Regions from separate parts of the Homo sapiens genome. Here region 1 is linked to region 2. A link is a loop called in an ENCODE intact Hi-C map of the cell type or tissue named here. Cell type or tissue: B cell. All regions are shown on one strand. Links, peaks and the distances in the headings refer to the core of each region. The heading gives the core; the rest is flanking DNA.

Region 1 (12,705 bases), core at 3,092-11,091, 79 kb after region 2:
CACACCTGGCCCTTGTGGTAAAATTCTTGAATGTTAAAGATATAGGGAAAAACTCACAAGTTTCAAGCAGTAAGAACAAATTATCTATAATGAGAAAGTATTAGACTTGATCAGATTTCACATTTGTAATAATGGAAGCTAGAAACAAAAATTAACTAGAATCTATAGTTTAAGAATTGGACCCTAACCAAAGGATTCAGTACCTGGACAGGATATCATTCACTTCTCAACATAAAATAAAAATATTCATAGATACACAAGAAAGAGTTTATTACTTAGTACTTCATCACAGGAAAATCCATAAGAAAAGGCCTGAACTAAACAGTAAATAGACCAGAATAGAAATCTTTAGAGATGGAACATGATGAAGAGAGAAGCAGAGCTGAAGGATAGGAGAGAAAGAATGCTGAAAAAGGAAGAAAGTGAAAATATTTTACAAGACTTGTCTTATTCAAATGGAGGAAAGAGGGGAAATATAGGACCTGTAATATGGTTTGGCTTTGTGTCCCCACCCAAATCTCATCTTGTAGTTCCCATAATTTCCATGAGTCATGGGAGGTAACTGAATCATCGGGGCGGTTACCTCCACGCTCTTCTCATGATAGTGGGTGAGTTCTCATGAGATCTGATGGTTTTGTAAGGGGCTTTCCCCCCGCCTTCCCTCAGCACTTTTCCTTGCTGCTGCCATGTGAAGAAGGACGTTTTTGCTTCCCCTTCTGCAATGATTGTAAGTTTCCTGAGGCCTCCCCAGCCATGCTGAACTGTGCGTCAATTAAAACTCTTTCCTTTGTAAATTACCCAGTCTTGGGCAGTTCTCTATAGCAGTATGAAAACTGTATAGCAGTATAAAAACGGACTAATACAACTATTAGGAAAATAATATCTTTCTTTCATATGATGGTCTTGTAGTACTATCTTATTATAAGAGCAAGGGAAGGGAAGATAACAATTTATGAAAAGGAAAAATCCCAGCAAGCTTGCAGATAAATGAGTAGAAAGGGGAATTAATGAAACTTGATCAGACTGGCAATCATAAAAAAATGTAAAAGGGAAAACAACATGATAAAATAAATAAGTACAAAGTAAGATGGGAAGAATAAACTTACACATATCAGGCATTTCACAAAATGTGATTGGACTGACACTCTCTTATTAAAAAAAGACTTTATTTAAAAAGTAGATTTATGTTTTTTGAAAAATGCATACCTAAAATACAGTAATAAAAGAGCCTGAAGATAAAAGAAGAACCAAACCAGACAATGAAAAAGCACAGAAAAGTATGAACAGAGGCAATTTTAACAGCAAACAATGCAGAATAGAAGGTTAAAGCACTAAGAAATATAAGGAAAGATATTATCAAATTGATTATATGTTCTGTTTTTAGCAAACAAAATAAAAAAAACTAAATAAACAAGCCAAACTTTTAGGACTGCAAGGGGACATTTTATTTAAATTAGAAAAAGGAAATTAAAGAACATGATAAAAATAATTGTTCTGGATTTTTCAGTGTATCTCTCCCAGAAATGAAATGATTTTGACAAAAAAGAAAAGCTATGGAGACAACATAGAGTAAGTGAGTAATACAATTATTAAACTTAACATGTTAAACATTGTCATAGTCCATTCAGGCTGCTATAACAAAATACCATAGACACAGTTCTGGGGCTGTAAAGTTCAAGATCAAGGTGCCAGCAGATTTAGTGTCTGGTGAAGGCCTGCTTTCTGGTTCATATATGACGCTTTCTCCCTGGTGTCCTCACATGATGGGCAGGGCAGGGTAGCTGGCTGGGGCCTCTTTTATAAGGCATTAATTTCATTCATGAGGGCTCTGCCCTCATGACCTAATTGTCTTCCAATGGCCCCACCTTCTAATAAAATCACATTGATAATTAGGTTTCAACATATGAATTTTGTGGGAACATAAACTTTCAGACTATGGCACTTTCTTTTTGAGATAGGGTCTCACTCTTTCACCTGGATTGAATGCAGTGGTGCAATCATCGTTCACTGTAATCTCGAACTTCTGGGCTCAAGTGATCCTTCCACCTCAGCCTCCCTAGCAGCTGGGACTACAGGTGTGCCAATTTTTTTGTCGAAACAGGGTCTCACTTTGTTGCTTAGGTTAGTTTTGAACTCCTGGCCTCAAGGGATGCTCCTGCCTTGTCCTCTCAAAGTGTTGGGATTACAGGCATGAGCACATATTAATATAGTACATTTTATTCTTTGAATACACACATACACACGCACACACATATATATACACACCCCCACCCACACACACACACACACACACACATATATACACATATATTTCATAGTTCCCTAAAACTTTTACAAAACAAATCATGTGCTTAGCTGAAAGGAAAACCAAATTCAAAGAAGTAGAAAGCTTACAGGTTACATCCTCTCACCACAGTTCAGTAAAATAAATTGGAAATAAAGAAGCACATAATAAGACAAACCTTGTATGACAGAGGAAATTAAATAATATAGAAATGTCCAGAAACATTGACAAATCAAACACTCTAAAAATAATGGGACACAGCAAAAACTGAACTCAGAGGAAAATGTGTTGCCTTTAATTATGGAAGCAGAAAGGTGAGTACAAAGGCATTAAGTAAGTAATGAGTCCATGTAAGAACAACAACAATAGCAAAAAGAAAACAAAAGAAACTCTGAAGAGGTATCAACAGTGAAATTATTAAAATAGATAAAATGGTAGAAAAGAATGATAAATTCAAAGATTGCTTCTTTAAAAAGACAAATAAAATAAACATCATGTGAACCTGCTAAGGAAAAGATAATAAGATCATAATTAGACATGATCAATTGTGTGAAAGTAGGAAAGAGATTAAAAGAATTCTAAGTAAATACTAAAGATGATCCTAGCAACACATTAGGAAAATAAAACCTAGAAGAAGTGAATACTTTCCTAGGAAAATATACATGATCACAACTGACACAGAAGAAGTGAAAAACTTGAATAGACCAATTATTACAGAAGAGATTGGAGAAGTGATTAATGATCTGCTATTGAAGAAGGCCACAGGCAGATGAATTCACAGCTGAATTTTTAATCTAACTATTAAAGAACGGATAATTCCAATATTATTTAAACTATTGTAAGTCTTAGAAAAAAATGGAAAGTTCCCCAGTTAATTTCATGAAGCCAGACTAACTTGAGTACCAAAGCCTAAGAAGGAGTAAAACAACAATTAAAAGTACAGGCTGATTTCATTTCTGAATATAGCTGCCAAATGTTTAAATAACAGAGAATACAATAGAGGAATGAATCACGTGAATAACATGGTGTGAAAAAATAGGCTTTATTAGAGGAATGAAAAGGCGGTTCAATATCAGGAAGTCTAGCTACATATTGATTACATTAAAAATTAAAGGGAAAAAGCCCAACCATTATCAATAAGTTGTGGAAAGGCATCAGATAAAAGTCAAGTGACTTTAAGCAAAATAGAATCAGAAAAAATTTCTTTTATAATAAAGGAAAGCCCAATAGCGAACATCATCCCAAATCACAAAAATTAAATCTTTCACTTAAAATCTGGAATCAGGCATCACCACAATCACTTACATTAGTGATTCTAACAAATATAAATAAAATAACTGGTATAAATTATAACAAATATACATTTTTATATATTTTATAAACAGTCTCACTCTGTTGCTCGGAGTGGAGCCAGTGGCGTGATCAAGGCTCACTGCAGCCTTGAACTCCTGGACTAAGGGATCTTCCCACATTGGCCTCCTGAGTAGCTGGGACTGTAGGCTGGTGCCACCACGCACAGCTAATTTCTTATTTTTTATAGAGACAGATCTCCTTATGTTGCCCAGGCTGGTCTCAAATTCCTGGGGTCAAGTGTTCCTTTCACGCTGGCCTTCCGAAGTGTTGGGATTACTGGCATAAGCCATTGTGCCCAGCCAGAAACAAAGTTCTTGATATTGCTGATATGCCTGTTTTCTTGGAAAATCCAAGGGACTCATGAAAAAACAAGTAATAAGATAATTTGGTGCACTGAATGAATACAAAATAAATTACAGAAAGCATCATCTCTCTGTTCTGGTAGAAGACCCTACAAAAGGAAATGGAAAGAACATTTCATTCAGAATACAAGTGCTATAAAAAATTTGGTACAACTTTGGTAAGAAAGTTACAGAACATATATAAGCAAAATTATAAAAATATGATTGGGAAATGAAAAAACATAAACTAGAAAAGCTTATTATCTTCTTGGATGAAATGACTTACTGTCATGTAAATTCTCCAAAAATTAAAACAAAAGTCTAATGCAATATGACTTTTTGTCTTATATAAAATGCCGTATAATAATTAAAAAGGGCTTAAAGTCCAATATCTATATATAAAAGTAATTTTGAATGAGTATCATTTTAAATTTGGGGCTTTTTGAAGATTTGTTGAGAATGACAAAAACAACACTGAGAAAAATTCTAAACCCTTTAATAAATACATTTTATATGATAAATGTAAAATTACATAATGTAGGTTTTAAATAACAGCCTCTTATTTCCTTCTTAATAAAAGGTGGGATTAAGGGGTTAAGTCTAGAAGCCTGAATGTTATTTTTTGTAGGCCCCATATTGTTTTTGTCCAGTATGGTCTGGTCAAACTTGGCTGTACATTAGAACCACCTACAGAACTTCATAGGAATCTAGTTTCCAGAGTCTCATGCAGGAGTTCCTGCAATCATAATTTTGCAGCAAGAATTTTAGGCATCACTGGTCAAGTTTATGTTACAAGGTTCACTTCTTATTCTTAAATTCAGGGTCTCTTTTCTGAGCACAGAAACCTAGAAAAGGGTATCCAATGTTTAAATCTTCTGTGGGAAATGACTCATTTCCTCTTAGAAATGAGAGTTGAAAACAGGTTTTTAATAATAAATAAAAAATAGATTCTGCTGCAGAGAAACATGCAATGTACATGTTCTCTATAGCAGGAGACAGTAAAAGTATGCTGATATTCACGTCATGTATTGGTTAGTGTTTGAAATCCAGCTTTGTCTCTTTCCAATTGTGCTACCTTTGACAAATTAATACACCCTTGTAATTCTCAGTTTCTTCATTTATAAAATGGGAGTGATAATAGTACTTACTTCACATAATACTAGTTACTCAAACACTAATGATTTAATAAGTGTTAGCTAAACGCAAAGAGAAACAACACAATTAAGCACTCTCTTCAGCAAGAATAAGTTGAGAGGTTAATGTCACCACATGCTTTGGTAAGAGACCAACACATAGCAGGTACTGGAATATCTTGCATCAAGATTTAACATTTTGTGGCTCACAATGCAGTTTTATCAAAGGCATTAAGTATTCTCTTTCTCTCTAGCTCTCTTCTTATTAGTATCATTTAAAAAGTAATATTGGAATGTTCCCAGATCATGCTAGTTTGTGAATACAAATGAGTTCATGTTAATATCGGTGCCTAAATAAGGTTTAACAATCATCTTGAGTTTAATAATGATTCCCTTGACCCTGCAGTGCCTCCCTAGTCTCCATCATTTGCAGCAAGAAATCCTCAGCAGTGTCTTTCAGGTGCTCAGGAATAATACCACTCCTGCTTTACTGCTCTGGGCTCCTACTTAAGTTACCTTGACCTTGTATCGGCCACCAGTGTTCTTTATGAGAATATACCCTCACTGGGCAGATCAGTTCCTATCGCTGGCAAGGCTGTATGGAGGTCTATTTCAGGTTGGGTGAGAGAATGGCTCTCTTGCCAGCTCCATGCTGTCATTTGTCACCAGGCCTAAAGTAGTACTTCTTAGAACTTAAATTTCACAAAGTCATTTGTGGGGAAGATGATTATTTAGCTTCTGGCCCTAAGTTCTTTACACAGCAGGCTCAAAACCATTTGAGGACTCTGAGGAAAGCAGGGAATGCAGGCATCACACCATTCCTTCCACTTCTTTTGACAATTTCCCAAGGCTGCCAGCACAAAAATTCCCCTTTCTTCATTCAGAAACATATGTTCCAAGAGTGTCAACTTATACAAACAGATTGCTGCAGATGTCACTGGCCCATCCGCACCACAAATCATAAGGCTCTAAATTCCTTTCTATATCCCTATCATCTAACATCTGACATAAAGCACTAACTCAGAAGACGCCTCATCTACATGTGTTCTGTTCCTGTTGTTGCCTTTGAAAGTGAAACAACTGCACATGGAGAGAAGAATCACACATTTCTGAGCCTGAGGCCAGTCTGGCCACTGGGGACCCAATGCTCCTGCTCCTCGGCAACATGCAACTTTGGGGATTTCTGTTTTGCTGCTGCTGACGTGTGAATCTTTACAACAACCATTAACATAGTAACAATATCATATCATACAGAAACAATTTAATTTTATTCCTGATTTCTCAAAAAGCTTTCTTGAGGTGACGTTAAGTGTTGCTAATACCTCTGTTACTTAACATTTTTTTTGATAAGGTATATGAGGACCCATGATAATAGGTTTATTGAAAAATTCTTGCCCCTTCCTAGGAATGGAAGAATGATAACATGTAATGTAGTAATAGTGCATGCATAGTGTAAAGTGTAATACAGTGAAAATAATGATGTAAAGATGATTAACAAGAAGGCAGTGGAGAATTCCTCTTCAACCTCATGTGACCTTGACAGTGTATTGTGACGCTGATGTTCGGCTAGTTCTGGGTGAAGTCCAGCTTCTTCTTTCTGATCACTCTTCTTGCCTCAGGGTGATGCCTACCCTGGACACCTAACTGCCCCCTCTCCATTCTAAAACCCCTTCTCACAAAGGAAGGATAAACAGACTCACATTCAAGTTGCAATCACAGATGTGACACGGTTTAATGTATATCGTTCTCAGAGGCATTCTAGGGGAAAGGAACAAGTCAAAAACTCCAGGTGGCAATGTCTGCTCTGCCGCTTATGATCGTGAGACTAACCCAGCACGACAAACCCTGAGCCCAGTTTCTCACCAGTGTCCTTTATGAGAAGATGCCCTCACTGACCAGATCAGTTCCCAATGCTGGCAAGGCTGTATGGAGGTCTATTGCAGGTTACCAATCTCACAGGAGTTTTTAGAAGAATAAATGAAGAAATGAAAATGAGACTATTCTCAGCACAGTGGTCTATAGAAAGTGCTGAATTTATGTTGATTTACTCAACGAAGGACAAAACTTTAAATTGTGAAATTTTATATTTTTTGGGATGCACTTGGAGGGCCTTTTTTTTTCCTACCTTTAATCACATTTTATAGGTAGTTGCCAATTCTGTTCTATCTTTTCTTTTTTTCTACAGGGAAAACTGTACACTTGTCCTGATCTTCACCATGCTCTGAAATGAACCTGTGTGAACCCAGCGTGACAGAAGCAGGGACCACAAAAGTCTAAGGAATTCATGTGTTAGGACTTCTTCCAGTTCTATACAATTCATTTTATGAGAAGACATGATTGCCTTCCCGTTTTCAAGACACGCAACTCTAAAATGGTGAACAATGAACCTCGAATATTCTTTAATTTCTGCAACAATCTTCTGTAAATCTTTATCTCGAAATGGCTTCCTAAATCTACATTTTTTTACAACTGCCGTGGTTCAACATTTGCTTAGCAGGAACTCTAGGTCAGAGCTGTCCCTCAGCATCTACGGGATGGGGCCCCACCTGATTTTATTTCCTAACTTTCGAGCTGGCCTCAGATACCCGTTTATTCTTTGCTTCACAAAGATGCTTAGATAAAAGATCTGAAGACTCTCTTCAAAGATTCAAAAAGCTCCACTGTTTTGTGGGAAGATGTCTGTGGTCAGATAGGCAGGTGGATCGGGCGCCTAGGGCCCGGAGGTAGAAGGAGGTGGCCGGAGGCGCTCAGGCCAGCGCCTCTCGCATCTCTGAGGAGGGGCGCCGCCCAGGCGCTCGCGTTGCTAAGTCCTCTGTTTGCCGCGTTCTAAAGGAGCCCCGAGCGGGACCAAGGCAAACGGGGGGGGGGTGTGTGTGGCCCGGGAAAGCTCGAGCAGTGTCTTCAGTAAACCCCCAGAAGAGGCAGCGGCCCCTCCGTTGATCCCTCCTGTCCCCAGGACCTCCTGACTCCGAGGGGGCAGAGGATTCCCCGAGTCCTTTGTTCCTCCCAACCGTCGCCGCCCCCGGCGCCCGCGCCTCTCGGCACGTCGTGCACCCCCGGCCGCAGCAGGCGAATGGTCTGGCCCGTCGGTAGCCGCCACCCGCTTGGGCAGCGACAGCTGTTCCAGGCACTCCGCGTCGAGCACCGGAGTCCCGAGCCGTGGCTGCCACGGGCGGTGGGCGGGCGGAGGAGAGCACCGGACCACCAGTGCAGGCTGCCGAGTCGGGGCGGCCGCCCACGGGGAAGCTGCGAGGCGCGGGAGCACCTGGGGGACCGCTTGCAGCGGGGACGCGAGGACCCGGGCTGGGCTTTCCTCACCCGGGTGAGTACCTGCTGCCGCCATCCTCCCCCGACCCCCTTCCATGTCCCCACGTCCCCAAAGGCTCCGCCCTGGCCCTCTTTCCGGGCCCCCATCCCCGGACTGTCACTGCTCTGGGGACACCGTCCCCGCTGGGAGCCGCGGAACGGGGAGCTGCTGCGTTCGTGCAAATGATTCAGCACCATTCGTGCCCTGAGAGGTTTGGGCAGAATGGGGGAGGGAGAGGGCGGAGGGGACGGGGTCAGTTGCTGTGATCTCAGCTCAGTTTTTAGGCTCCAGATGGGAGACTCGGGCGGGCGGGGTCGGGTTGGGTGAACGAGGAGGCTCCCTGCTGGTTTATTCTGTAATTCCGTCGTTTTCCCACATCGTGGTATAAGCCTCCGCGAGTATGCGGGGCATTCTTGAAAGGGTATCAAAATGCCCTTTTCGCACATGCGAGTGAAGTCTAGGGCCCTTGTAGGTACCTCTCACTTTCTCCACATCTTGCTCTGTTGGATGCCTGACTCATGCCATCATCCACTTATATCACATCGCAGCGTTCCCTCGACTGATGTAAAAGATACCCTATGAAAGTTGCCTTGTATTCTGGGTGGGTTTGATTGATCCTGGCATAGAAAGAAAAGATTTAGGAGAGGTAGGAAATAATACCTTCATAGCCTAGGCACTTACTTTTATATATCGTATTTTATTAAATCATCATAATCCAGAACCAAATGTGGAAACTGAGGAGCAGGGAAGTTAAATTACATTCTCAAGGTCACAGAACAGGAATTCGAATATAGGTTTTCCTGACTCTATAGTCCATGGATTTTCCACTGTATTAATGGAGTGTGTCCAAGTGTACATATATATGCTCTATTAGATATTAAACATAGAATTAATTAATTGAGGAGTAATCTCAAACAACAGCAACAACAACCTGTAAACTTTCTGCATAAGGAATTATTGCTCCTTCAATATGAAAGAAAGATGCTTTGAATCATGTGAAAAATAATCTATTTTCTTAGAAAGCTTATGGCAAAAAATATGTGAACAACACTACATAGGAGAGTGAGGTCATAACAGGAGATGTTCAGCACATTTTTGGCAGTGATATTTGGTGGATGCTCAAGTGTTGGAGAAGTCGATTAAAAACGTAAGAAGAACTCTGGAAATCTTTTTCTGTCTTAAATGTTAGGGAGACATTTACAGTAATAATAGTTACTTAGTTCATGAGGTGTGCGACTGAACTGCACCCCACAATAGGGTGACAGGTGAACCCATACTAAGATAATGTTACTTGATTCATTACAACTCTGTGATATTGCATAACAGGTGATAACTCCATTTTACAGACTAAGGAACAAAATTCAGAGAAGGTTCAAGACCACTCAGTAAGCCATGGAATTTGGACAAGCCTTGACTCTTAGTCAGTTTAGAAATATGAGTGTTGTAGTAAAATGTAGTTCTTATATAGTGGGAAACTGAATTAGTTTGTTGTTACCCTGCCGTTAAGAGTCAACAATTATATTGACCTTCTATGCTCCTTCTGTAAAAATAATGGATGCTAGGTCTTTCTTCGCCCGTTGATGGGTCCTTTGACTTGCTTTCATTAGCGACTTACAGATTTTTTCTTAAGAAATGCATCTCTTGTTTATGTCTCAAGAGGCAGGTTGCTATAGTACAGATGCTCATTATCTCTAAATACTCACATAGTATTGATGGTAGGCAGGAACAGAGTCATCTTAGTATGTCATTTCTAAAGTATTGAACCATTTGCATTGGAGAATTCTTTTTCAAGTTAACGGGGGTATTGATAAAGTCCACTGCCTAAATAAGGACATAAAATGGAGGCACAAATTTATATTTGTTGTTCAAACAAGAGTATGAGAAGTGGGGTCTTGTGAAGAGTCTTGAGTTTGATTCCTAAAAGTCATTTCATTTTGTTCTTTACATGGCTATAACCTATATCCTGAACCTTGGCAAGGCATCTTGTAATCCAATCTGTTTAATCCTAAGGGGGACAGCAGAACTGGCATGAATGAATAAGCAAAAATACAATACCACTGCTGTTAAAAAAAAAAAAAGGAAAGTGCATGTCCTGGTGATGGATGGTCAGCAGCAACATTTTAAAACAGAGACAGCACATTTTACTTAGATGACATCACTGAGAGTATGAATATAATACCAACTTGGCTTTAGAACTGCTCTCTCTCCTCTGTCCAATGACTACAGTCTGCAAACCATCTAAATTCCCCACTTCAAGGAACTTAAAGTCTAGCAGGGGAAATTTTACTTACACGTGAGTAATTAACAAATAACTTAGAATTGGCTTAATACCAGAAAAGGGTGGTGCAGACCTACTGCTATAGCGGTACCTTAAGAGAAAAGAGAAATAGTAGAGCCTTGGATGATCAGAGGATCAGGAAAGTCTTCATGGGTTGAAGTGAATTAAATCAGTCTCAGAGACTGGAAGGATTCTGATAGGCAAAGAGAAAGCCACATAAAGGTTCAGCTAAGAAGTGCTCATCTACTGTTTGGATACATGGTGAAAGATCATGAAGAAACTTGAATGTCAGACAGTGAGATCTGTTTCTGATCTGTTAATCATTTCTCTTTCTTACATTCTCCATATCTGTTGCCCCGAGTCCCCTTCCAGGAAATGGTCTGTTTCCTGGGTACTAAAAGGATTGTCAACTAAACTGAGAAAAAGTTTTCTGTGCAAGTACAATTTTTCCTCTTCCAAAGGAATTTGCCTTTTAGCTCCGGCCCCCATTAGATAATTATGAACAATTTGGAAAGTTTAAGAATATAAAAAGGAAAAAAACACCCTCATAATTTGACCAACTAAAGACAATCACTATTCATTTTTGACATGTTTCTTTCCACTTTTTTCATGCGTAGTTTTAATTATGGTATCTATATTACTTTTATATTATTTTTAAATTTAAAATTCTATAACTTTAGTTTTCATTTAATTACAACTGGCTTAATACTAGGTTTAAAATGCCTAATAGCAGGCTTAAAAATGACTACATAATTTTCCATTTGGTAGATGTATTATCATTGCCTAATTGTTCCTCATTGTCACTATTGATGACATCATAATAAACAATTATTGATGATAATAATAGCACTGTGATGAACATCTTTGTGCGTATGCTTTTTTTTGTATTTTGAATATTAGTTCCTTTGCATAGAGTCTCAGAAATAAAATTTCTGGGTTAAAGGGTATGAGGTCTTGAAGTTGCACTATTTTAAGCAAGTTTTGAAACTACTGAGTTCTTATATTAGGCCATTCTTGCATTGCTATAAATAAATACCTGAAACTAGGTAATTTATAAGAAAAGAGGTGTAATTGGCTCACAGTTCTGCAGGCTGTACTGGAAGCATGGCAGCATCTGCTTCTGGGGAGGCCTTAGGAAGCGTCCAATCATGTTGAAGGGGAAGGGGGAGCAGGCACGTCACATAGCAGAAAGCAGGAGCAAGAGAGAGAGTGAGGGGGTGGTGCCACACACTTTAAGTGACCAGATCTTGTGAGAACTCAGAGTGAGCGCTCACTTACCGCCAAAGGGATGCATTAAGCCATTCATGATGGATATGTCCCCAGGATTCAAATATTTCCCACCCCCACCTCCAACACTGGGGAATAAAATTCAACATGAGATTTGGATAGGGACCCATATCCAAACTGTATCAATTCCCAGTGTTCAATTTGGAATACTTACATGTTGATTATAGAATATTTGCATATTAATAATTCATAACACCCAATCTTGTCTGTGGCTCCTCAGATTATAGTCTTTCAAGCAACTTCTTTTGATTAGACTAAAGACTGATTAAATCATGGAGACTGGGAGAAAGGCAGGCAGTTGGTGTTACTGAGGAGAGAAGATACTAAGTTGGAGAACAGGCTTGGTGAGAGTGAGTAAGAGTTGATAGTCAGAGAAGGAGAATATGTGATAGACTACTTTCTGGTTCCAGTGTTGTATTTGTGGACTTCAGCTGTAAACCTCTGCATTCCCTCACCCACAACACACATATCTATCTCCTTCAAATTTCAGTTTATTCTATCCTCTTATATCAGATTCCCAGGTCTCCAGCTTCAGGGTCCTGATATTGCAAGGCACAGCTGTGAGCTCACTTTTGCACTCTAATTTGGGGAATTCACAAAGGTGAGAGCAGGAATTTGGGACCTCTGCTTAGGTCTGAGCAGAAGTCCTGGGCACAAGGTATAAGGTGTAAGGGAGGGACAGTTGACAGACATTAAAGACCTCTCCTGCCTCCCCTGTACAT
Region 2 (12,705 bases), core at 2,378-10,377:
ATAATAGATGTTGGTGCTATATTTTACATGTTCTTTCCACTATCCTGTATAACTACAAAACCGAATAGCTTAGAGGATGCACACTTAAATTATAAAAGTAATATTTTATGATTTTAAATTACTTTGTTTCCTTAAAAGTTACATTGTTCTCATCAGTACTTTGGCTTTCCTCTTTTCAAAACAAAAAGGCTAAACTTTTAGTATATAGAATTCTTAACTTATGTAAGTTATGCCAGATGTTATAGTTTCCATAGTTTCTAAACAGTTGTCTTTGAAAAGAGTAAAATGAGGATAAAATGTAGAAAAGGTCCCTTGACCATCCAAGGGCATTTTCCCCCATGGCTGGGAGATAAAAGACAATCCACACATACAATAACCAATCAGCTATCATTTATCAGAAATGCCACGGGTATCCCGAGTTCAGTAAGTCCCCACCCCAACCCCCAATGTACTCCTGCCCTCTGTATTCATTTCCTGACTCTATTACTGGCGTTACAACCCATCTACCATGGCATTGAAGCTTAAACTTAACGTGTCATCCCCAATCCTCCTTTTCCTCATTTCCCACATGCAATCAGTACAATACATTCTGCTCAATTTTTCAAATTTCTCCCATTTCAGATCCTTTTCTCCATCCCAACCTCTACCACCTTGGTTCAGACCCTCAAAATCCCTCACCCAAATTATCATAGGAGTCTTATAATTGATCTTGCCTCTATTCCACTTGCTCCATAATGATTTATCTTCACATCACCACCAAAGTAACCTCTTTTAAACCCAAATTGTATCATGTTTCTCTCTTATTTCCAAGTGCACGATGGCTCCCTAGTGTCTAAAAGATAAAATTCAAACTCTCTCCATTATGTGGCCCTCTGTCCATTTCTTCAGTTTCATCTATCATTATACAATGTCCCCTCTTCCTATCACCAACCCCACATTCCATCATTTAATCATAATGGGCAACTTACTTCCTTATCCTGAATATGTTACATGGTTTCACTCCTCTGCATCTTCACTTATCAATGCTCGGTCTACTCAGAACACCCTTCCTCCTATAATCCATCTGATGAACATTTATCATTTTCAATGCTCAAGTCATGGTTCAACTCCTCTTTGAAGTCCTTTTTGAACCTCTTCCTCCCCATCCCAGTGGAAATGACCATTCTTTCCCTTGGTTCCCCAGCTGAACTTTAATGAAAGGATTTGTGGCAGGTTTCATGTGTTTGCTGACATGTCTATCTTCCCCCTTCTGGAATATGGGCACCCTGAGCAGGTACTCTGTCCTATTCAATCTTTATTCCCATAGTCTTGTGTAGAGTCTGTCACATTTTAGGAGCTCAATTATGTGTACTGAATAAAGGAATGAATGAAGCAATGAACAAAGAACTATACAGGACATTCTTGAAGGAATACATTTAAAAGTAAGATTAAATACCCAAAATGATAGTGACCTAAGCATATTTACCTTTCATAAATTTCACACTTTTCTATTTAACACAATGTTATTCACTAAGAATTTAGGATTTATTAATCTGAGGAAATTTGATCACCCACGTATACAAACATTTATCACCTAGATATAGAACTTCATAAGTTGTACTAATTTTTAAAAATTAATTTAATGGAATGTCAAAATGAATTATGGTCAACTATTAATTATCTGACAGGATCTTAATAGCTATCCTGGCTTATCTAGGACCTTCTCACGTGCTGCTTCTGTCACTCAGCCATGGCTTACTTTTCTAAGCTGGCTTTCATGCCTCTAATTATCCTGCTGCTGGCAATGAAAAAGCAACAATCTGTCTACAGCCTAAGTGAAGGACACTGAGGAGAATAAGAGGAGGAGAATAAGAAAAATGGTTCCTGAACATGAGATAATTTGATACAGTACACAATCTGCACAAACAGAATCACAGAATCATGGAACTCGATGAGATCATATGTATTTATCATCAAAATTGCATAACTGATTGCTTTGATTTTTTTGTCTTACACCCAAGAAAGACTTCCCCAGTACCTCTGCATTCTACAGAATTGGAACAAATATCTGCTACTGATTTTCCTTTGATAATTGAAAGGTGTAAAGACCTAAGTAAGGTATAAGAAATCACTATATTGCATTTAAATCTACAGAAATTTTTCAATAGAAGATATTCACTGAGATTACTAAAAATCACAAAATTTTATTTCTAGTACAGCCCCAAAAATAATTTAACTTTGTAGTTAATAAATTAAACACAAATTATTGAACTATAATAATTTGCTCACTAAGTTTATAAATGCTTATTCTGAGGAAATAAGTTAATTCTTAAATGAGAAAAAATAAATCCAGCATTCCGTTCATCTACACTCACTTGTAAGGATCCACAAATAACCAAGATGACAGAAAGATGGGTTGGCATTTCTATTAAATGCAAAAACAACTATGTTCTAAACCTGTGTTGTCCAATATACCAAACACTAATTAGCCACATGTAAGTTAAAGATTCAGTTTCTCAGTGGTACTAGTCACATTTCCAGTGCTCAACAGACATGTGGCTAGTAGCTACTACAGTGGACAGCATAGGTGGAGATCACTTCCATTATCACAGAATGTTTGACTGGACAGCGCTACTCTAATCATGGTGAAATGAGAATTTGCCAATACTTTTAAAATGGTAATACAAGTTCAAATAATAATTTTTTTTATCAACTATTGGGCAAGAAGGGAAAAGTATACATTTACAAATGGGAAAAAATAAATATAAGTACTGTAGTAATTAAGGCTTTAAGTACATAAAATTAGTTTTATGTGGTTTAATTTGAAATTCTACTATATTGAATCTGAAAAGATAATGATGATAAAAATCCAGAGAATGGTACAAGAAAAAAATAATCTTTTTCACTTAAGATTTTAATATACCAAATAAAGTCATGTTTGAAAACTGAAATGTGCTATAATTGTCTAAGCTATTCTGTGTGTCTTAGCATCGGCTATTCTATTGGATACAGAGGCTGTTCAGCAAAGTGGTTAGAATTTCAGGTTCTGAGGTTACAGTTGCCTCAACTTAAATGTTGCTTCTTGACTTACTAGCTATGCAACCTTAAGCAAGTCACTTAGGCTCTCTGAGCCTTCATTTCCTCATCCATAAATGAAGGAATAACTCAAGTGCTTTACAGTTTAAAAGAGTAAGTAAAAGTTTATACACGGAAAGCATTAGAGAACCTGGCACGTATTAGTCCTCAAAAAATGTTAGTTGTTAAGAAACTTGCATTTTTGTTGAACCTAGTCTACTGGTGGCTTTCTTTGATTAATTCCTACTGACTTTCAAATCCACAGGACAGAGAGATACTCTGGAAAACATTCAAAGATCATATGCGAACACTAGGTCACATGGTAACTTTACGACTTGCAGTCATGAAAGAATCTACATTCAAACCTCTACCAACACTTTTCACCCATGGGCCTCAACATTTTTGCAATGAATGTATAACACAAAGCCCCATAGGCAACCTGGAGGTATAGTATTTTTTTAAAATGAAATAAATAAAAACCCCTCCCAGGTTAAAAGAAGTAGCGTGTTTTTTTGGTGTGTTGGTGACTGGGGCTGGTGTAAAAGGAAGAGACTGGATAAGTAAAACAAACTTAACTGACAAGAGTTTAAAACTTCTCTGAGAATTTTATCATATTTCTAAAAGTTTATGTTTCTCTGTATTAGCTGACGTTTAAATAACTACGCCCAAATTTTAAAAGGAATATATCTTCAAGAGTAATTTTAAAAACACACACAGAGCAGTTAGGTATGTAATAGTACCAGTTATTCTTTCATTAAGTTTTGAGATACATCAATACAATTTCCTAATTCACTACAGCAGAACAACAGGTACCTAAGTTAATGTTATCTCCAAAACCTGTGGAGATGAAGATGGAATCTCACCTAGCTTTTAGGTCTTACCCCAGAAAATGTTAATTCTAATAGAGGGAAAAGGTTCAGTAGAGTACAATACAGGCACCAGATAGTTAAAGTTAACCAAGACCCTTCTAAATTATCTTTATGCCTAACTTCATTCTTCTGGAATATTTTTAGAAATAAGCTCTGGAATCACCTGCCTTTCTGAAGCTTGGTGCTAACTGAACCTGAAATCTTAACTGACTTGATATTTTTAATCAACTTTTCAAATCAAACATTTTCATACAGCAATTTTCAGAGTTCTAATTCCACTTTCCATAATGTTAGCACTTGTATTTTTGCCTTTCAGGTAACTCTTATATATACATATTTTCTTTCCCATTAGACAGTAACATTTTTCAGCTTTTACTTATAGTCTTTAATTGAAACTAAAACATTTGGTGAATATTTTGAAAATAAACATATTAACTGATTATTTATTGATGCTGAATGGAGTCCAGGCATCAGACTCTATTCCTTACTCTGTTATTACTAACAGTATGATCTCAACTCCAGCTTCTTCGGAGGTCAGGATCTTTGAAAGGGAATGATTGTACAGGCTGATCTCTAACATCATATATTTCTAAAAGTTTTGAAAAACAAATTTTCAAGAATAATTCTTTAAAAAATACACAGAACATTTAGGTACGTAATGATGAGTTCTTTCATTAAGTTTAAAATACAATTTCTTTGTTCACTACAGAACAGCAACATATACCTGATAACACTGCTCCAAATGAAATTACAAACATTAATCAACACGTGACATTTCAAATAATTTTCCCTATGACACATAACATGCTATTTTTTTTGGTCACTTCACAACAGCTTTTTAAACTACTATAATGACCTTCAGTTTCCATAAATAAAGTTACACAAAAAGCTGACTAACATACTTAAGAACTAGATTGTCATTAACACTTAAAACATAGAAAAGAATTTATCCATAGAAATAATTTAAATATGTTCAGATAAACATTTAAAGTTTCCATTCTGTTTTCAGTAAATATTCCAAGGTTATTTCACAGCTATGAGTTGCAAATTAATACTAAGGGAGAATTGTTTTGGTAACTTAATAAAAAATATACAGGTCACAGAAGAGTCTATTATCATTATCCAAAATATAAACATTATACAGGTCAGCACTTGCTAATGAAAACTACTAATATAATCATTCTCCAAGCACACTCTTTTGTAACACAATTAGCATGTTTTAAGTTAATAGAGCTTTAAATTAACACAAAAAATGACAACATATCAGGTAAAAATAATTCTTTATACTTTTTGCATTCTTTATACTTCCTGCACAGTTAGTTACTATATTTGTGCAATTTTAAAAAGACAACATAGGTCACGCACGGTAGCTCACGCCTGTAATCCCAGCACTTTGGGAGGCCGAGGTGGGTGGATTACCTGAGGTCAGGAGTTCGAGACCAGCCTGACCAACATGGTGAAACTCTGTCTCTACTAAAAATACAAAAATTAGCCGGGTGTGGTGGTGGGCACCTGTAATCCCAGCTACTCAGGAGGCTGAGGCAGGAGAATCCCTTGAACCTGGGAGGCAGAGGTTGCAGTGAGCCAAGATTGCACCATTGCACTCCAGCCTGGGCGACAAGAACGAAACTCCATCTCAAAAAATAATAATAAAATAACATACATTCTACCTCTACATTGGCTTCTTTAAATCTCCGTATAACATGCTGTGTGTTCTTGGCTTATATAATAGCTCATCAAACTTTTCTGAAGCTCCTGAAAATGAATACCAAAACCTTACTGATGAAACATAAACCACATAATCTGATATATTTATGTTAAACAAAATGAATGACTAAATCCTTCTAAATGAATTCTACTTTATTAATACAGAAAAAAGCTATTTTCTTCATGCAAAGTTATAAAATTAGCCTAATTCTTATGTTACAACCATGAAAACATTACAAGTAATATTTACACAAACTAAAATCACCAGGCCCACTTTAAGTGCTAACATGTCATTCACTCCTGGTGATATAACAAATACCATCTGTTATTTGGACATTCTGAATTATAAAAATATATGAACTTTACAAAGGCAAACCAACTTTTATTTCACAACCATTCTGACACATATATACACACATATATATGCATGTGTATACATGCACACACAAACACACAGACACACACACACCTTATCGCCATACAGAAATTCCATTTTCATGATTTTTTACTGTTTGATGTAAAGTGTGGAGTACCCGCACCTTCCGCTCTCAGAAGAAATTAACCGTGTTCTGGAAGCACTTCAACTCCGAATGACCTTTAAGTTTTACAGGCATTGGTAGCAGATCCTTGAATGTCTAGAGAAAAGGCAAACCTGCCTGGCTTTTTTCTCTAATGGATAAAGTTGCTGTTGGGTCTCATTATGTTTTCCATTCCTAATCTGAAGAGATGAAGGATCTCTAAGGCAGGGTTGTCCACTCAGGATTAGCCTCACTTGCGTAGAGCCAGACTAGCAGCCCCCGCCTTGTGATAAGGTTGGGTCGGACCCAAGTGATGGAGGGAGAAGAGCCAACCTTACCCACAGCACTACCTGTAGCTCCCAAAGAGTCGGCGAGGGGGGAAAGCAGGGGTGGGATGGCACTAGGGACTTCTTTCCTCGGACCATATTTGGGGAAGTGTTCCAGAACGTGTGCAAGTCCTCCTCGCTAGAGTGAGAAAGGGAATCCCAGGGAACGCTCTTCCCAGGATCCCCACATCCGGCCCTTCGCGTTCAGCTCTCAACGCGGAGCTGGGGGGTCGGAATGGAGGAGAAAGGCAGCTGGTCTCCCGGCCCCCCAGAACGACTCCCGGCGGCCGCTGCTAGGCCTGGCCCGTGCCCGCGGCCTCAGAAGCTGCGACCCGGAGGGCGCTCGGTGCCCCGCGCCGGCCCGCCCAGCGGATACCCAGACCCGGCCTTCAACTCACCGCTCTCCACCTCGCTGCCTTTCTTGGCGGTCGCCGCGTTCCCCATGTCTGGGGCGATGGCAAGAAGGGGTCAGGGAAGGGAAGGGGGGCTGGGGCCGTGCCCGCCACTCCACAGTCTGGGACAACTCCCGCGTCTGCACCCGTCAGAGCGGTGAGTGCGCCTAGCGCTGGCGCCAGGAGTCCGGGCGCGAAGACCGGGCCGGGTCTGAGGAAAGGGCTCCAGCGAACTCCTTAGCACCGGCAGCAGCAGCGGCGGCGGCGGCGGCGGCGGCGACGGCGGTGGCAGCAGCAGTGGCGGCGGCGGGCAGACACTCCCCCTTCGCGCGGTCCGCCCTCTCTGCGCGCCCCCGGGCAGCCGCGCGCCCAGGCCAGGCCCTGGCCCGACTGTATCTTCGCAGGCGGGCGCGCGCGCCGGAAGTGACGCGCAGGCCCGGGACCCCGGGGGCGGGCGGTGGACCCCCAGCTGGCAGAGCCTGGGGCGGGGGCCTGAGGTGGCGTGGACCGCTTCTTCCCCCGCGGTCGCCCGGGCTGGCGCTCGCGTGCCCATCGCTGAGATAGTGGGAGGTGGAGTGGGAACCGCTAGCTTTGCAGAACGCAGAGTCCCTCCTCACCCTGGCGGTCCCGGTGCCCTGGAGTGCAGTCGCGGAATACTGTTCAGCGGCTCGGGTGGTTTTCCTTGCGTCCCGCCACGCGGCGGCTCCTCACTAAAAGGCTGCCTTCTCCCCACAGCTCCAGGTCCGAGAGGAGCCGCACCGTCGGGTTGGAGATCGCGCGCAAGGGTGGCCTCTGGGTCTGCATCTGCCCCGCATCGGCCACAGGAAAAGCCTGGTCCCTAGGCACGGTCGTGGTTCGAGCTTTTCGTTCTCTCGCACATTGAGGTATTCGCTCAGCCCACCACGTTGTCCTCGGGGTTATTAGGCCCCAGTCACAAGCCCTATGATGTTTTCAGACTTCCCAGGTGGAGATAAAGGAAAATTTTACTATTTCTGCAGAACTTCTGTTGATGTACAGCATTGTATTTAGCAACTTCTGTGTAGATCTGAAAATAAATACATTACCAATTGTTAGTTGCGTTTTTATTAATATAAATCTTAGAGTACTTGATTTTGCTGTTAGCTTTACTTAGGTAAATTATGTGGCACTCTAGCATTTTTGTTGTTGCATGTTCCATTGAACTTTGCTCTGTGTTTTCCATTTATTCCAAATTCAAAATAGACTGTAACTTCCCAATTTATTCTATGTTCCCAAGGCACCAGGCATAGTAGGTGTTTTATGAATACCTGTTGACTTGAAATTTCTCAGACTTTTAAAAAATTTTTCATTACTGACAAAAGATGGAGCGATAAAAAGATTCTTAGTACACTTCCTATTATTGCCAATTCTATTAGTAATGTATACTGCATTACAACTTCTATACAAGCAGTAACTCATTTGCTCCTCATAAGAACCCTATGAGAGATGTGGTTTTACTGTCATCATTTTAGGAGCAAATTAAGGCACAAAGAAGTGACTTACCCAAGGTTACACAGCTATTATCTGGTGGAAGCAGGATTTGAACCCTGGCAATTGGGCTCCAAAGTCTGATCCTTTGTCTATAATGTTGACAAAAACTTGTGGATGTTGTGGTAAATTGCTTTCTCTCCATTTGAAATCCCATTGAGTTGAAGAGATAGACGCATAGTGAGTATACGTCCCAAGGAAATGTATTATATTGTTTTCTGGGTTTCAGTTAATTCAAATAAAATAAAAATAGTGAAGCAAAGATTTGGACTAGATGCTGTGAGGTTTTGTGTCAGCATGCAACAGTGTCACAACAGTGTCATCACCACGTTTGGTTCTGTGTTGTGGATGTAATATTTTGCCCCACATACATAGAAAGTTCAATGAATAGCACTGAACCACATATATACCAAATTAAAGACAACTTTTGATATTATGTATTCTAGAGGGAATCTTTCTGGTATCAGAATATTCATACTACTGTCATTGGGATGAGTTTTAAATGTATACCTTTTTAAATAAATCCTCTTTAATAATAAAAGTGGTTGTGTGCATAATTTGGCACTTTAACATAATTTTGAATTCTAGGTCTCTAATAAGAGGGCAGCCATCTACTTAGTAAATCATTAATTTACAAAGGAGACAATTGAGAGCTATTACGAAAATGGATACAATATAACTATACCTGAAAAACTAATAAGTAAAGCAAAAAATCAGCTTTACAAATTGTCTCCCCTTCTTTCTCAATTTAACTTTATTATTGGTTAAGGAAATAAGTTGTTAATGATAGAGAAAAAGTGATCAGCAATTTAAATTTCTTGCTATTTTTCTTTTTTCTGTATACCACTTTTTTCTGCTTCTTATATTAGCTTGCTTTTGCTCTGCTTTAAGGAAGATTATACTTTAAAAGTATAGTTTGGTAAATAGTTTTTAATTAGTTAACATGCACAATCATTTATTTGTAATTACAAACAAGTTGTTTTTCATTATTAGAAGAGTTTTCTATAGGAATTCATTGTTTATGTAGCATCTAGAAGACTATGTTTTATGAACTGGTTTTTTAACATTCTGGAGGGGGCAGAAATTTCAACTGTCCAGTTATTCATGAATAATTGGAGGTTTCATGGGGCAATTTCTATCCTTTGCCACGAATGACTGCTGTACCCTAGACACAAACAGAGATGGAACTGTGTAATTTTGTTTCCCTAGGAAAGCAGATGCAGTAAGAAGGGACTCATTCAGAGAAAAGATTTTGAGTCCCCTTCCATATAATATTTTTGCTAATCTGAGAACATGTAGCGCTGTGTAAAAGGGAAAATTATACCAGTGGTAGCTGCAAACCTACATAAGCCAGATAACTATGTTAGCCCCATTTTACAAATGAGTAGAACAAAGGTTCAAAGAAGTGAAGTAAGTTGGCCAAGGTCACTCAAGTGGTAAGAGGCAGAGCTCTAGATTATATGCTCTCACTCTGAAACAAACATAATCTAATCCTCATTAAGATTAGGTTTTTAAATCCGTATTCTGCAGATAAGAAAACTAAGGTTTATGAACAAAGAACCTTGGCACTCTTCTGTCTAGAGCCACCTCTTTACTCAGGAGTGAGAAAAGGGGAGAAAGTTAGTAAATTTTTATTCGAATTTATTTTGTAGTTTCTACTTATATTGCCAACTTGATTCCAAGTCCTTTTAAAGTAAAGCACCCTCAAAACAATGTATGTCAGAAGTACTTGTTTATCTTAGAGTGACCAATAATGAAAAACAACTTGTATGTAATTACAAATAAATGATCGTGGATGTTAACTAGTTAAAAACTATTTAGCAAACTATACTTTTAAAGTATAATCTTCCTTAAACCAGAGCAGGGGTAAGCTAATTTTGTTTTTATATCATATTTTACATGAAATAAATGCAAGTGAGAATTTAACCATCATAGAATTACAATTTTTTTGAATGATAATTAATCATCCATGTTGTCTAATATTTTATTATTGTATGGTATATACCAAACCAAAAGATACCACATTAAATACCAGGCAAACAGCAAAGTAATATTTCCAAAATGAGGAAGTAATTTTATGGCCAATAAATTACAAATATGATAATTGTTTTAAATCATTCTAATACAGTACAAAGTTTTCTTGTTGGGCGTAATTCTAATCCTTTTGTTCAATGATGAATTTTTTTTTATCTGAGTTTCAGTATTCATCTTTTTGGATATTCCTTTACAGATAGGGAAACTAAAACAATTGACTCTGGTTGAGTAACCAAAATATTAACAAAAATGACCTAGTGCCAAAGTGGAATTATAGCTTCTGTGTTTCACAGAGGGACTGGGATACAAACTGAAAGCTTTAAGGAAAAAAAAAAAAAAAATATATATATATATATATATATATATATATATAGTAGGACGAGGGGCCACAAAACCAACTTTTTTTCTTAATATGAAATTCTCTCTTTCAGAAAAGTTTATGTTTGGGATATTCTAATTATACTAGTGTATTTATCAAAACTATGCCTAAATCTCTGTTATTTCAGTGTTATGCATTTTTTGACATGTACCTGTAAGACAAAAATAACACCCAAATTTACAAAATGTTTGCTGATTTTTGAAATCAAACATGGCACAAAAGCTTTCACAAAATCTCAGCCTTTATAATCACATTATCTTTGATCAAGGTGAAAAGGGGAAAATCTGGTCCACAAAATTAAAATTATTAATACATTTATAGGATTGATAGTGACAAAATAGAATGTTATGTAGTGAAGTAGAAAAGCTTTGAGCATTTTAGTCAGAAATATCTGGGTTCATGTTCTGGTTTGGCCAGTATCTACGACGAAATATCTACGAAATATCTAAATTATTTCATTTCCCTTGACTTAGTTTCCTGTGGTGTGAAGTTATATGAATTAAATCATATAGTCTATGAAAAACACCTAGGATAACTTTTGTTATGTGATAGGCACTCAGTAACTATAACTGTGTCCCCCAGTCCTCAATAACATTCTATTTCCTCATGTTTATGTTTCAACAAAATCATTCAACAAATTTGATTACAACAAATAGAATAATAATGAGTTTGTATTATATGCAAAGTATTATGAAAGGGACAAAAATGAACAAAATCAATTCCTTGTCCTCAAGAAGTTTTTGTGTAAGGCAAGATGAATAAATAAATCAGTAATTATATAAGATAAATTTGTACTATAGCATAAATGTAAACAACTACTCAGGAAACATAAAAGTAAGTGCCATTAAATCATAGATAATTTAGCATTGAATTTTGATGTTTGACAGATGGGGAAGATCATTGAGAACTAAGAACAGCTTGAGCAGAGGTTTCCATGGAAATTATCCCCAGGTCATACTAGACCCGATGTTATGGAAAGATGTAGTAAGAGTTGCGACTTTCCCACTGGAATGTAAGCTATGTATGGAGGAATTTTGATTTTGTCATCACTGTATCTGCTATATCTAGCATTATGCCTCGTATATAGTAGGTACTCAATAAATATTTGCTGAATGAGTGAATAAATGAATAAATAGTAGGTTCAGATCAGATTGTATTTATTTGGGGAAACCTTAAATGCCACTTAAGAAATATAGGCTTGTTTATTATGCAATAGAGAACTTGAAGATATTTAAAGAGAGAAGTAATATAATCCCACATTTTATTAATAAGGTATCTTTAATAGTAATGTGATGGATATGTTGGAGAAACAATAGATTGGCAGCAAGATGACTATTGTAGTAGAAGAATGACAGGAAATCATTCAACAGTATATCAGTGGAAGAAAAAAGAAAGGATCCATGTCAGATACTTGAATGTTAAGATCTATAGAATTTGTTAAGTGTTAAGACTCCTTAGCATAATACAAGTGATAGAAGCCCAATTCAAACTAGCATAAGAAAAAATAAGCAGAACTTACTAGGTCACAGAACTAGAAAATTTAGGTTGGACATGGTTTTAGGATTAGATAGATCCAAGGATGGATATCTCTACATATTAATCCTTATTCTGTTCATATATTTGACTGTATTCTGCCAAACAGGCTCTCTCCACATGACAAGTTTACATCCTCCCATCTTAACAATCTAAACAATAATGCCTTTTCTTTCCCAGCATCTGTGTAGTATAAAGTTAAGTGAATATCCCTTATCCAAAATGCTTAAGACCAAAAATGTTTCCAGATTTTGGATTCTGGATTATTTGCATATACATAATGAGACATCTTGAGGATGGGATCCAAGTGCAAACACAAAATTCATTTACATTTCATGTATTCCTTATACACATCCTGAAGGTAATTTTACACAATATTTTAAATCA

What was found. Peaks named below come from ENCODE experiments on the same cell type or tissue, not always from the same donor. Only the 100,000 strongest peaks of a DNase experiment are listed, where the experiment ranks them.
Region 1: it touches region 2 in a loop (3-fold over the local background); 30 of 110 quality-filtered maps call a loop at or near these places.

What each region holds. Positions count from the first base shown.
Region 1 is chr1:83,994,659-84,007,363 of GRCh38, reverse strand. TTLL7 (tubulin tyrosine ligase like 7) reads left to right here and starts at 8,232. Exons shown (of 21, transcript NM_024686.6): 1 at 8,232-8,433. LOC124904205 (a long non-coding RNA gene) reads right to left here and starts at 8,076. Exons shown (of 2, transcript XR_007066195.1): 1 at 7,658-8,076; 2 at 3,311-4,088. RefSeq lists silencers at 8,333-8,432, 8,443-8,572. In B cell, for the core only: no CTCF peak of the experiment used is centred there; a DNase peak (open chromatin) is centred at 8,083; H3K4me3 peaks cover 1,371 bases; H3K27ac peaks cover 392 bases; H3K27me3 peaks cover 3,751 bases.
Region 2 is chr1:84,072,539-84,085,243 of GRCh38, reverse strand. It overlaps a transcript of PRKACB not described here. Among named protein-coding and RNA genes, the nearest start is that of PRKACB, 65 kb to the left of the region's middle. RefSeq lists silencers at 6,725-6,804, 7,105-7,494 and enhancers at 6,865-6,914, 7,070-7,595. In B cell, for the core only: no CTCF peak of the experiment used is centred there; a DNase peak (open chromatin) is centred at 7,283; H3K4me3 peaks cover 2,238 bases; H3K27ac peaks cover 1,522 bases.